2 separate regions of the Homo sapiens genome follow, and region 2 is linked to region 1. The links are chromatin loops, found by intact Hi-C in ENCODE. Cell type or tissue: PC-9. All regions are shown on one strand.

The links. Hi-C counts contacts between places; a loop is a spot of excess contacts. Peaks named below come from ENCODE experiments on the same cell type or tissue, not always from the same donor. Only the 100,000 strongest peaks of a DNase experiment are listed, where the experiment ranks them.
Region 2: it touches region 1 in a loop (9-fold over the local background); 1 of 110 quality-filtered maps calls a loop at or near these places.

What each region holds. Positions count from the first base shown.
Region 1 is chr7:142,495,207-142,497,706 of GRCh38, forward strand. It overlaps TRB. Among named protein-coding and RNA genes, the nearest start is that of MIR11400, 22 kb to the left of the region's middle. In PC-9, CTCF peaks have their summits at 1,478 (motif pointing right) and 1,681; a DNase peak (open chromatin) is centred at 1,725; H3K4me3 peaks cover 398 bases; H3K27ac peaks cover 1,263 bases.
Region 2 is chr7:142,555,542-142,558,041 of GRCh38, forward strand. It overlaps TRB. Among named protein-coding and RNA genes, the nearest start is that of MIR11400, 82 kb to the left of the region's middle. In PC-9, no CTCF peak of the experiment used is centred here; a DNase peak (open chromatin) is centred at 1,370; H3K27ac peaks cover 2,500 bases.

The sequences.
Region 1 (2,500 bases):
ATCTCAGTCCCTGGAAGTTGTCCAGAGTTCCCTGAGAATCCCTGCTCTGGGACAGAATCACCAAGGCTCATCCTCACCAGCTCCCAACAGGCTCCAGCAGGGCTTTCCTGCCAGGTGCAGGGCACAGGAATGGCTCTGCCTGTCTCTTAGTTAGAGGGAGGCCATGCAATGATGTTTGTATAAGAGGGACTGGGATTCTGGGTCTCCATTAAAGTATTTGATAACATTTTCTTTGTTTTTGTTTTATTTGGCCATCTCACCAATTAGGACAGCAATCCCTTTACAGTTATATTGTTCTTGGCACTTGGGAAGGTTTTTGTGGTTAAGTCACATTAAGAAATTGTGCCTTTTTTTCCTGTTCAGATATAACCCAAGGCAGTGAAAGAAACAACAATAATTTTGAAAGCAGTTACTTATGCATCCTATGATAAAGGTGTTAAGTTTCATTGCCCACATCTAACTTTCAGTCTAGTGGAAATGAAAAGTCACAGTTAGGGGGCATGTGAGCATGCCCTGAGAGAGGCCGATGCCAATTGAGAAGTCTGTGCCAATCCCCAATACTGTGAGATTGAAGGGGAGGGAGAGATGACCTCTCTTTCAGACCATGCTCAACAAGGAGGGAGAGGGATTTTCATCCATGGGAAGCTGAGGAGGAGCAAATCCCAGGGTCCTCTAACTCAGGGTGCGGGAACAAATCCTTGGAGAGGAAAATGGTCCAGTTCAGCTGTCACAGGAGACAGGAGAAAGCACAGTTATCTAATCCACAGTCCCCTGGCTGATTTGCTTCCTTATGATGCTATTTTGTACCAGCATGTCCTCATCTCCCGCTGCTCCTCTGCCTGTTTCAGAATCATCTCTTCCGTGTTTGGTGCTCAGATCAGTGGATGTGCATTGTACAAGCTGATCATTTCCTGTAGCAGCCCCTTTGCTAGTCTTAGCTATATCCATCCTTAGTTTCTACATTAGGTACTGCTCCCTCCACCATTGCTTATTGCCTTGTAAGAGGTTTCATTTTATATATTTCAATTTTACTTTTTATTAATAGACATTTGACTTCATCTTTTGCTGATCTATACTTTTGGGGTAACATTGTCATTTTAGGAGGATGTGTTTGTTTATCTTTAGTGATTCACATTAAATAATCTCTTTATACCTCAACGTCTGTGTTTTCTTACTATTTAAAACCAAATATTATTTTCTTTCATTCCTCTCCTTCTATTCCTCTTTCTTTAGATGGTAGTTTAAGGGAGAAAAAGTTAAACTATAACTGGAGATATTTGTTAAGAGTTTTTCAGAATGACGGTGGGATATTAAGATTTTGGTAACTGAAAGCAATAGTCAGGGTTAGAACTAGTGTTGGTATGATGATTTAGGGAAGCTGCTCATAACACCTGCGGGACGGCACTTGTGGAATATTCTGCCGGCTCACTCAGCAGACACTTCCCAGCGGAAGAAATAATGATGAAACTTCACTTATTGGCCACAAGATGGCACTATGGTCCACTGGGCTCTGGGGAGTCTGGGCGAGCAGTCTAGGAGGGAAAGGGTTAAGAAAAATTAGGGCTTGGATCCCATATTATGCAGATGTTGCAGCAGTTTTCAGTTATTGCTAGGCTACCTACAGCTATGCAAGAGGCGGGAAGTCCCTGTAATCTTTAGTGACATCTACAGTTGAAGAATTTTTGCCTTCGTATCAGGGGCGGGTGCAGAGGAGCAAATGCCTCAGAGGAACATTGGAAATTGTCTGACCAGGCAACAGCTTTAACCTGCTTGAGTGATCTGGGATTCTGCAAGTTCATAAGTCTTACTGATAACATCACCTTGGCTGAGATTCCATTGGACACCAAGTATGTGTTCTCTGGAGGGCAAAAAATATTGAGAAGTTCTAAAACACCTAAGTAAACAGACTACTGAAGGAAAATGTTAGTAGACACATCAAACTGTGCTGTTAGAGCTGAATATAATTGACTAGAAGAATTATCAAAAATAGACTATAAATAAGTCACTACTAAAGTATTTGTGGGCATAGAACAGTGTTTGAGTCTTCTCAGGGTAGATTAAGGAAGAAATTCAGCTATTATCCTCATGACCTTGGCTTGGATGAAAATGCATGGACTCCTCAATTTATTTTCTTGTAAAATGTTACAGAATAATATTGAGCAAACATTTTATTTTTCTCCAGCCTCTATCCCTCTTTAGCACTTACAGGTAGAGCAGACACCTAGACGCAAGGTTTTTTAGTTGGGATCCATTAACTGCAGGACTGGAGATCCACAGCTGGGCTTTACAGGGATTGCAAACCCCACATGCAGGGAACCCCGTGTGTCTGCGCTGTGCCCAACTCCCCTCTGTGAGGCTGCCAAAGGCGGAGGGCCGGGTGTCCCAGGACCCCACTCACAAAGAGGGGAGCAGGCTGCTTGCTGGGCAAAAAAATCACTTCACCAATTGGCCAATCTGTTGAAAGCCAAAAAGAAATGAAAGTCTCAATTGTGAGACTGAT
Region 2 (2,500 bases), 60 kb after region 1:
TGGGGACAACTCAAGAAACCTAAAGTGACTTATCAGAGATTGAGTCCTCAGGGGTAGTGATGGTTTATCTCCCATAAAAGTATGTGATCATGAAACATGTACAATAAACTTAATAATACAGATAGTGATTATACCAAGCAGCAAACAGCAGGCTCCCCTTATGTAGTTGTCAGCATGTGAATGACTTGTTACCCTTAGTGACACCCCGGCTGTCTAGCAAAGTCTCAACACACAGTATGTGTTTGGAAATCTTTTTCCTTCTGTTTTATTTTTGGTAAAGTATGCTAATAATGATGTTGTTAATGATAGTGATTATAATTTCAGGTATGTTATTCAGCCCTTTTTCCAGTTCAAAGAAATGCACACAAATGGATACCCCGGCAACCAGGTGCAAATCTTAGCTCCACATGAATTCTACTTCTCCTGAACTCTCTAACTCTTCTATGTAATCATCCCAGCCCAAGAATATATCTAGACCTGGACCAGTCAGTTCAGAGGACATTTCTACGTGTCTGCCTTGTATATTAAAAGTTCCTTAGTGGATTGAAATATTCCTTGTAAGAACTTCTGAAGCAATCAATTGCCCTCTCTGATAATATACACTCTGTGTGTCTAGCTCCATATTCATTACTCTACTTCTGCCTAAACTCTCTAATACTAGAAATCTTTCTGAAGTATTGGTTAGAATTACTTAAAAAGCAGCATACTGGAAATTGTCTGAAAGCACTGTCACTGTCCATTTGCCCCTCCTGACTTCCCTCCCCTCCTTATCCAATCTAATACCTGATGGCAAGTCAGGCTTTATTTCCATTTGTTCATTGCACATCTCCCTGTCCTTTATTCCTGTAATAAAACCTCACTGATGTGATGGATTAAAATGACCACTCACTCACCATCTCCTTGTCAAAATTTCTATTTTTTTCTTTTCCCAATCTGCTATGTTAGTTATAGTTAATAACTCCCTCATAACATTTTCTGAGATCACTTTTTATTATTTGAATATAGGACACACAGTTGTTTCAGAGTCTGTCTGATCATTTTCACCTCTAAGATCTTCATAGGATATTTTTGTGATTTTCTTTTTGTGCTGCTTCTCAGTTATGGTGCTTGAGTTTTCATGGCATTTGTATTTCTCCTTACCAATCTGATGATGTTTGACACTTTGCCAAACACTATAGTTGTAGAAATAATTTTGGGGGTAGGATGGATATTTTTCTGCAGAGATCATTTTTCTGTGCTTCTGAAAGTGCATGTAGATATAAACAGTCAGGCTCCCTGAATCACAGTTTAAGGCTTGAGGTGTCCTGGAGCATCTGGAGAACAGGTTTGTCTCTGGCTTATTGTTACTAGTGGAATTTGGCAATGACACGTTCGGTATGTTCTGGGCTTTGCCTTTACCCCCGTGGCCTGTGAGTCAGCTTCCTGAGTGCTGAGTCAGGATCTGCAAATGCCCGCTAGGGCAAATGGACTGCTGTGCTCACCTCCCGGAGCTCTTGCCCTCACCAACATTCCAGCCAAATTATTATTATTTTTTTAGGACTTTAACTAAAATTTTTAATGTTGTTTTTGATATTTTTTTTCCAACTATGTAGATAACAACAGAAAGAGTGAGTGCCATTATCCTTAATTATTGGGATTAAGGTGAAAATAACTTTACCTGGAATTCTAATTTTCCTTGTATTTTAATGTTAGATTCTTTGTGATTTGTCTAATATTCAACTTAAATGGTATAGAGATGTTAAACTCTGATATCAAATACTTTAAAAAAACTTATCAAGACCATTCATAATCCAATTGAGACATATCTTTGTTTGGGGCATGTTGTTTTTAGAGTATTCTTCTACTGTTATTTATTTCTATCACATAACCTCTGTGTTCCATTGGACCATATGGCAAGATGGGAAAGACAATCAAGAGAATGCTGAGATCTGGTCAAATAGTACAGATTGGGCTTCAAATTAATTTAATTACTGAGTTCTGGGGGTGGATTTGTGCTGTTTTATGAGTATTTCCTGGGGCAATGGTCAAAATTAGAGGGAGTAACTGATATGTGGCTATTGTTTTACCCCGTTTAAAGCCAATCTCCTGGGACAACACACCCCATTTTGTGGGGCACCCCGAAAGTAATAATCCTGTTTTAATCTTCCTATTCCTTGCCAAATCTTCTCTACAGAAGGGAAATCAGTTATACTATTTCCTCTCTTCATTTTAGTTTAGTCTCTCCTTATTTTCCCGTTTTCCTCCTGGTTCCCTAGAGAAAAGTAGATTATTTTCAACATGTGCTAAGATCAGTGAGGAACTCTCTCTTCCATGCAGGGTGGCCTGCAGTTTGGAGGGGATAGGGAATGGGTTAAATTCTGTTTCAGCATCATGTTAGCCAGCCCATCGAGTTTCACAATGAGACCTGCTGCTTATCAGTATTAAAACTGACATTATGTTTCCACCTTTCTGACTGCATTGTCAATGTCTGGGGTGTTTCTGTCCTACCCCATAGCACTAA